Linked DNA regions of Homo sapiens: region 2 is linked to region 1. Evidence: chromatin contacts called from ENCODE Hi-C data. All regions are on one chromosome and are shown on one strand. Each heading gives the region's core, a stretch centred on a gene start or an enhancer-like site at or near the end of the contact. The rest is flanking DNA. Distances are from core to core; before and after follow the strand shown.

What was found. Hi-C counts contacts between places; a loop is a spot of excess contacts on that map. Pooled maps may share reads with other maps.
Region 2: a loop to region 1 is called in a map of naive thymus-derived CD4-positive, alpha-beta T cell, with 10 times the contacts of the local background. The contact joins the promoter of FAT1 here to the promoter of TENM3-AS1 in region 1. A Hi-C loop is called at or near these places in 1 of 168 maps with a recorded cell type or tissue (naive thymus-derived CD4-positive, alpha-beta T cell), 1 of 37 single-sample maps with no recorded cell type and 7 of 50 pooled maps.

What each region holds. Positions count from the first base shown.
Region 1 is chr4:182,143,265-182,147,715 of GRCh38, reverse strand. TENM3-AS1 (TENM3 antisense RNA 1) reads left to right here and starts at 3,201. Exons shown (of 5, transcript NR_125905.1): 1 at 3,201-3,377; 2 at 3,576-3,669; 3 at 3,872-4,013; 4 at 4,171-4,278. It also overlaps a transcript of TENM3 not described here. RefSeq lists an enhancer at 1,956-2,944.
Region 2 is chr4:186,721,326-186,725,776 of GRCh38, reverse strand. FAT1 (FAT atypical cadherin 1) reads left to right here and starts at 1,921. Exons shown (of 27, transcript NM_005245.4): 1 at 1,921-2,113. RefSeq lists enhancers at 479-1,478, 1,979-2,480.

The DNA.
Region 1 (4,451 bases), core at 1,952-4,451:
TATATTCTTTGCTCATATTCTCAACCTAAGTAAAAAAAAGTATGCCCTCGAAGTCCAAACGGATATCTGACTATCAAACGAAACACAGGGTAGATGAGCAATGTGTAATTCAACATGCTTAACAGGTTGCACAGCTTCCAGAAAAGGGCAGACAATTCATCACAGCTGCTGAACACACTGATTCAAATAAATATAAAACTTGGATGATATTCAACCACCATCCAGAAATCAAATTTTTACAGGGTAAAATAAAGTTTAATAAAAAGGAGGCACATGCATTTATTTAAATAACCAATATTAATAAACTAATAAACTTGGCTTTGTTGGGCTTTCATATCAGACAATGACCATGCTCTGAACTTATTCCCTAGTATCCCTATAGGTAGGATAAACTTCAGCATCTCCAAACATACATTAACAGCTATTGCAAAGACATCATTTTTTGTACACCGAGCCTAACGGTGATTCAGTATTTCTGACAGGTCACTCTACTCACAACGATAGCCACGCGCTTCTTCCTGCTATCTTCTTTGCTTGACTCTTTACAAACAGAATAATTACTCTTGGCTCCCAGAAGCAAAGCTAAGAAAGAGTAGCTTGAACTTACTAACTGGATCATTATTGTTTAGCTAGGTTTCCTTTCTGAATAAGTTTAAAAGTTTTCACTCTCTTTAGGAGCTTTTTTCTATTCAAAGATAAGCATCCTTATCTTTCTTTGTCTTCACCCTAATAAGGCAGGTTCCCTTTTCTAACCAAAAGACTGATGACACGCCTACAGAATCATAGTAAGAAAAGCCTCAATAATTTACCTAAAACATCTTTCTAGAAAATAAACACAGCCATGCAAAATAATCCCGTTTGGAGGAATAACTAGTCACAATTCCATAAATCTATCTGCTTTATTCCCAATAATCAAGTAATCCTCATTAGGGTGCATAGGTTGCTAACATAAAGCTATTGGCACAGGGGGTTCACAGAGTTTTCCAAATATATAAACGTTAGCATGGTGATTAGTACAACTACATTTTTTATAAAAACTGTGCAGTGCATGTAAAATGTGTGTTTGATTTGAACTACTTTTTCTAACTATTCTTTTCTAAGTTATTTAACATAAGATATATTTGTTTACTATTAGAAAAAAATCTTTGATTAAGAGGAATAATAAAATTCGTGTAAGAAAAAAAGAACAAGATTGTTAAGGGAAATGCAACAGGAAGAGATACAGACAATCCTGAAATACACAATAGAATAACTAAACTCATTATAAACTCCTATCTTTGAAGAATTTAGGAATAATTTGTGAATGCCATGACATTTTAAAGTGGGATTAGCAAGTCTTATTACTGAACTAACCTCTCACTCTTAGATCAAGAATTAAATATTTACTCTGCATTTAGAATTACAAATCCAAACTTTCAGGGCTCATACAAGAATTTTATATATTAAGATATACATGCTCGAAGTTTTAGATAATTAAAAGTGTATTAAGGAATGCACAAAGCAAGATTGTTGAATTTATAAAATCTTGTTTTAATTGAAATATTAAAATAGATAATTATTATTACACAGTTGCTCTTAATTCTAAAGTCAGTCTGTTCTCAATATATTAATACATAAAGACTACAAATACTTCTCCAAGTAGGCAGTGGGGAAAAAGGGATATGCGTCATTATTTTAAAGAAATTCACTAAGGGATCAAATCACCAAGTTCTGTTCAGTTACAATACCATCTTTTGGGATACTCTTCCAAGCTTTCCAGAGATGCCATATCCACCTTTTTTCTTTTGACAAGAGAAGGGAAAGGTAATGCCTCAACATATGTCTATTTCTAGTGAAAAGACCACCCAGTGGATTCTGCCAGAGTCTACCAATGTTTGACAAAATACATTGTCAGAAGATAAGAAATAGAGCATGATGAAGAGACAGTCCTGTTCTCGGGCATCCCAGCCGTCTGGGGCCCTGTAAAAAGTCTAGGACAGCTCTCAGCCTTTCATTTCCATTGCACCTCCTCACACGTACCTGGAAACTTTTCTCTACCTCCAAATTACAGTGACTTGGGGAAACACACGTGTGTGATGTATTACACGGTACAAGTACTTGTTACCCTCTCTCTACAATAAAAATTAACAAGTTACCACTCCAGCTACCTTAAAGGTGAGGCAGTAAGAATGGAATCCAAGCTGCATAGTAAGATGCTCAGCAAAGATCAATCAGACACAACCCGCCTCAACCTAAAATACGTGAAGCTCTTTGTAATCGGTTGTAAAACACGAGAGGGACTTAGAATCTCAGTTGCAGGCTCATAAATTCGTAATTTTTGAAACGCCCAGCTCAGGATATTTTGTGTGTGTTTCCAACCCCATCCAGAGTTTCCCGATCAAGTTTCAGCCGTGATCCACCACTCCCCACGCTACCCCTCGCCCCGCACTCTCCCTCCTTCACTCCTTTTCAACTTGGCTCCCTGATCGCTGCAGAAGCCTTCTGTCCCCTGCCTGCCCCGGAAAGCGGTGACATCCCGGGGCTTTCCGCTCGCTGGAAGCCCCCCAGGATCCTGTTAAGACGCCCCCGCAGAAGACGCGGGGCCTCGCCACACATCGGGGGCCGAAGAGGACCTGGCGGGCTCCCCTCCCCGCCCCCACTGGGCGCCCAGCCTCCGGACTGCCTTCCTCAGGGACCCCGGGGCTCCCCAGTACGGGGGCGCGGCGCCTGGCTCCCCGGGCGAGAGGCGCCGGCGAAGTTCCCACCTGAGCCGGCGGCCGGAGGTGGCTGGCGCGAGGGCGGGGCGGGGACGGGGAGGCCGGACCGTGGAGAGAATCCGCGCGCTGAGAAGATGTCCCCGCGTCCGCCGCCTCCCGGGGCCACGCGCCGTCCCAGCTCGCGCCCGCCAGCTCCCGGCGCCGCGGCCCGGCACTAGGACCCCATAAAGGAAGGAGGGCGCGCCGGCGGCGGCGCCGCACTTACCGCGCTCGGCTCGCCCGCGCCGCCGGCTCGCTCCCCGGCAGCAGCCGCCGCGTCCGCCCGAGCCGCGCGCACACCGCGCCGGGCCAAATTCAAAGGAGCCGGGCGCGGGGGAGGGGGGCCCCGCCGAGGGAGCGGGGAGCGGGCGCCGGCGGGGCGGGGGCGGGGAGGGGGCGCGAGTGTTACAACTTCCTTCCCTGCCCGCCCCCGGCCGCGCGGCCCGGGGACGCGGGAGGGGAGGGCGCCCGCGCGCCAATGAGTTCACTTTCTTTCTCTCCCCCGCGCTCCCCCTCTCCCCGCCCGCCGGCCCCTCCAGCCTCCTCCAAGGCGGCGGACCAGGCCGGGCCGGAGTTTTCGGGGTTCAGCCCGCGAGCGGGAGGACCGGGGAGGCGAGGGAGGAGGAAGGCGAGAAGGGCCAGGTGAGGAGGCCCGCGGGACGCCCGGCCAGGGAGCGGCATCCAGGACCGTAATTGTGCGGCGGGGGACGCGCCGGGCCGAGTGTGCCCGAGCCCGGGCGCGTACACGTGTCCGTGTGTGTGTGTGTGTGTGTGTGTGCGGGAGTGTGCGAGGGAGAGGAGGAGAGGAGAGGAGCCTACCATGCGCTTCCCCCGGTGCAGATCGCGGGAGAGCCCAATCACGGGGCGAGCTGGACCTGGCTGTGATCATTTATAATCCTTGACTCCTCCGCTCCGCCACTTGTCAAGATGACAGGTACTTTATTTCTTCTTCTTCTTTATTCAAAAAAAGAGATTCCCCGTTTACTGCCTTTTTCTGTCAAATGGGATTTGCCGGACTGAACCACGTTCGCCGCCCCTCCCTCCTTCCCTCCTCCCGGCCGCGTCGGGTTCGGGAAAGCACCGAGGCTCCCATGCTGTGACCAATCAGTGCCTTTACTACTCTCGCCGTGATTTAGGGGTCATCCGTGAATAACACTTCACGCTGATGAATGGCTCTTGCCGGCTTTCGGCTCTGATGAGGGGTCTGCCCGCCGCCGATTGAAAACACTAATGAACTTACTGCGCCATTTGAAATTCACACGCACCAACAAAATGGGGGTACGTGCGTGGGGGTCTGTCCTTTTCTGCTGCGGGTGGCGGGGAGGCGGCCCTGGGGGAGGGGGCGGGTAATTGCTTTGGACTTAAGTGGAAACACTTCTCTGTGTAATCAAACCTCTAACCTTCTTAGAAAACTACTTTTCTTGATCTTCCGTAGGGTGGGCATTTCAGGTCAGCTGAGTCACCCGAGGAGGTGGCAGTGCAAGACACTGCCGGGAAGACGGATTCCGAGGCAGAAGGGTGTAATTAAGGATTTCCACCCCCGGTAGGCGGCCCGTCCTTTGCAGAGCCTCTGAAAATGACCCGCGCCTTCCTTTCCACAGTGTTCTTTCGTCCGAGACCGAAAAGCGCAAATGACCTTTGGACAGGGAAGGGAGGCAGTAAACACTCAGACTTCCTTACCAGCCCCTGGTGGGCACTGCAGCAGAACAATTGTCT
Region 2 (4,451 bases), core at 672-3,171, 4.6 Mb before region 1:
CGAGCCTTTGGGGACAGGGTTAGGGAGGGTCGATTATTTAAAGGACAAATGTGGAACTTGAACCACATTTCTCTCTCTCATATAAAATAATTCGATTTGTGGTAGCTAATAGGCATGTCCATTTCGTTCTGTTGGCGCTTAAGGATCAGTAGAATCGTGGCAGAGTCCTAAGTCTGAAATCTCCATCCCTGGCTCTCGGCGGCTCCTGTGGCGACGAAGTGCAACTTCTTCCAGGCAGATAGATTTCTCAGGGAGCCTGGAAAATCGGGATTCCCAGACAGATGTAAAACATCTAGTAAGCCCTAGGAAGCGTTATTACTTATTAATTAATGGTAATCTTCTCCAGGAATTCTCTTGTGCCATTTAAAAAAAATCCCGTGATTTTACGTCAGGGAATGGTATCTTTGTACTTTTTTTACTGTTCTTCTTTTCCCCTTTTAGCATTACTCCCGCTTCCTCGCTCCCAGGAAACGGCTGGAGTTCCGGTGTGTTTGGGTTTTGCTGAGATTTACAATTCGGCAAGCGGCACAAGCCGGTTGGGCTTGGAGATCAGGTCACCCACTTTCGAGGTGTTCCATGTATGAAATTGACCTGTAAGCACTTGGAGCAATTATGGCCGGGACAAACACGTCTTTGGATGATGGAGTTTGCATTTGCTGGATGTGTGAATCTATGTGTATTCCAACTGGTGGGCAGGGAATATAGGGCTACGAATCGGCACACTCATCTTGCAGGCATTATTTTTCCTTCCCAGCCACAACCTGCTAGACACCTTTATTATTATTATTTTTTCCGGTCACCTCTAAGATGGCTTATAAGGTGACTGCGTTAACTTTGAACCCAGGAAATTCTCTTTCACACTTGACTGCCCTGCCGTTCCCCTCCCCGCCAAGCTCCCCTCACCAGTCCCAGGGAAATCGGATCTCTTTGTCTTCCCAGTGTTAAAATGCCTGAGTCCCACAAACTTTCCGAGATCAAGTCCGCCCTCTTGTCCGGGCTGCGTCCCAGCGCCTCCGGCCCTCCGGGCTTCGGCCGAGTCCGCCCTGCGCCGAGCCTGCGGCTGGAGCCCTGCCCGCACCGGGGATGGGCTCCGCGCCCGGGACGCTCAGGCTGGGCGCCCGGCGCGGGGAGTTCTCGGAGCGGGCTTCTCGGCGCTGGGGCTTCCCCTCTGCCTAGGAACTTGCAGTTGTCGGCCTGGGGTCACGCTTTGGGGCCCCTGGGGCCGACTCCCGGGCTAGGAAGCCCGCGGGACGCCGCGACTGCCTTTTGTCCCACAGGCCTGGGCGTCCGGGGTGTCAGCGGGGGAGGCCAGGCGCCCGCGGCGGGGAGGGCCTGGGGTCTAACTCGGCAGAAAAAGGTCGCGGGGGAAGCGTTTCCATTTTCTGGGGATTGAAGGAGGAAGTAGATTCCGACCTAGCTGCATTCCTTTGGAGACCTGAAGGACGACTTCAGCCCACCAAACCTTCGCGGACCCAGAGCCGCGCCATTCAAATGCAGATTCAGGGGCTCCCAGAAGGCTATGGAAAAGCTAAAGGGATGCCTCTGGGAAGCTTTCTCATTAGGCCCCAGCCTTTTTTTTTTTTTTTTTTTTTTAGCTAAGCTAACGTTTCCCTTTCTTGGCAGGGAGCTTTCCCCAATTCCTTGCACAGCGCCTGTGGCTGGCCGTAACTAACCTCGGCATCACAAGCCTCGCCCTGCCCCTCGGAGCCGCGCTAGACCCCGCTGGGCGCCTTCTCGTCTCCCAGCACGGACCTGGTGTTCGCAGGGACTGGGGCTCTTTGGGTCCGGGCGGGACTGCGTGGCCGAGCCCGCGGTCCCAGAGCCGGCAGCCGGGGAAAGTGGGCTCGAGTTTCCGCGCCCGAGAAATGAGCGCCGGCGCCGGCGGGCGGGGCCGGGGCGGAGGGATCTCCTGCGCTCGGGGAGCGTGAGGCGCCGGCGCCGAGCTGGGCGGCCGGGCGCGGGGAGAGGGCGCGGGAGCGGCTCGTGCGGCAGGTACCATGCGGACGCGCGAGCCCGGCGAGGGCCCCGGCAGGCCCGGTCCCTGCTCGGGGGCGCGCTGAGACGGCGGGTGAGCTCCACGAGAGCGCCGTCGCCACTTCGGGCCAACTTTGCGGTTAGTTCGCTGGGGCGCGGGCCGGCGGGCGGGGGCGAGAGCGTGCAGCGCGCTGCGGTGCGGACTCTGTGGGTGTCCGCCCGGTCCCCGGCTCGGGCTCCGGCGCTGCCGAAAACGGATGAGCGCGCGACTTCCCGGAGGGTGGAGTGACTCGGTCCTTCCCAGTTGGGAAATTCAGCACTGGCTAGGGGGGTCCCGGCGGCGGAGCGGGAAAAGGAGGCGACCGCGCGGGACCGATCCGGGGCCATTGCTGGGGTCCGATCCTTTCTGACACGCCGCCTTCCCTCCGGGAGCTCGCCGGGCTGCGCCGGCCTCGCGGTCTCCTGGGGCATCCCGCCGTCTGCGAAAGACCCGCTCGCTGAGCGGTGCACGCGGGAGGCCTGCGCGGGGCTGCCGGGTCCCTGGGTCTCTGGGTGTTTGCGCCCTGCAGGAGCGCTGCCCGGAGGTGCAGATGCAACCGGTGGACTGCGGAGTGAAGGGCTGCGAGGCTGCATTTCGGGGCTGAACATCTGCACAATGTGCGGTTTGTCAGTGTTTTCTGTCTTCTCTGGAGGAGGAACTTCTAAGATCTTTTTAAAAGAAAGAGTTTTTGGTCCTTCATTGCCTTTAAAAAAAAATGCTTTCTTTTAGAGAGCCAGCTTTCTGCTGTGTGTTAGATTTTTTTGTTCCCGCTGATGTGAATTGCAAGGCTTTGGAAACAAGGACGCAATTGTATGAGTTAGGAAAGTAAACTCATAAATATTTTCTATGCAGTTAAGTTTTTTTTTTTGTCTGAACTGTGGTTTCATTAAGTGGCTTTTGTTAAGCAATTCCCGGGTGCCTGATAGAGGCGATTTTTTAAAAGTGGATATTAACAGTGATTATTAGTATGAGAAAAGATTGAAAAGAAAATGACCTTCAGATATTCATTTCCTTTTCAAAAGCAGATTCTTAATGCTTCGTATATTCAGATACAGGTTTCGATAGTTTAAGAAGGTATCTGTGTGTGAGAACTAGGTAATGGTGATGTTTTTCACACTATTCTTAATGAGTTTGGTTATGCTGTCCAACACATCCAGTTGTTACAGGGACGTTTGAAAAGGTGTTTCTCCAGTTAATAGTTAATTGTGATATTTGTCTTTGTCTTTTTGTCTTAGGAAGACAGCTCTGATTCCACAGTTAGAATTATTCCTTTGTATTTAAGATGTAAAAATACTTAAAGCACTATGTAATTTTTTAAAACAACAATTGGTATAAGCCTTGAGTGATGCTAAACATGGCATTTAACAAGCTCAAGGTAAGGTTTGATTTGAATGAAGTTTGCATTTGTATAACCATTTTTTGAAAAATGAACACCTTAAATGAGCCAAATTCTTTGGCACTCTGGAAAGAAGTGTGGTTGTTAGAGGACTTTATAAAATCATTTCGGGCCACCTGTATATTCATTTGTCTCTTTTGAAGTATCCCCGTTGGGTTCTCATCATGTTAGTAGATCATTTAAATCCATGGTCCGGACAGGTGCCAACAGAAAAATGTTTAAAAATTATGGCCGGGCGTAGTGCCTCACGCCTGTAAACCCAGCCCTATGGGAGGTCGAGGCGGGCGGATCACCGGAGGTCGGGGGTCCGAGACCAACCTGACCAACATGGAGAAACCCCGTCTCTACTAAAAATACAAAATTAGCGGAGTGTGGTGGTGCATGCCTGTAATCCCAGCTACTTGGGAGGCTGAGGCAGGAGAATCGCTTCAACCCGGGAGGCGGAGGTTGTGGTAAGCCGAGATCGTGCCATTGCAATTCAGCCTGGGGAAAAAAAAGAAAAGAAAAAGAAGAGAAGAAAAATCTTTAAAAATTATGCACAAACTAATTCTGTTTTCATTCCCCTGATCATCCTCTACCTTTCCATTGCCTTTAGACTTTGCTTTGAGGTCCCTTTGAAGCAGTCGTTTCTTTGAATGTTAGAGGTGGATAGGATCTTAGAGATTATGTTTTAACACTTTACCCGCTTGCTTTCCACCCAAGTTTGGCTGATTTTACGTAGAATCAATCAGCCAAATCAAATTAGTACATTATTATTGCATTAGATTCTGTCTCAGTGGCATAATTTGTAGCCTAAAGGACCTGATTTAATAGCAGGGAGCCGTAAGGCTGGATGTGCTGTTTAATCTTTATGAGTGGGATTTGCGCTAGATAATTGTTCTTTTGACCAAATTATGTAGAAGTTGAAGCCAAACTCTATCTTTTGGTCTCACTTAATTGTTCAGTTTGCAAGTGCTTATTTATCCTTAGACACTGGAGAAGAGTTTTTGAAATGAGTGATATACATCAGTTAAGATCAGGAAGTTGCCATTTTCTCATACC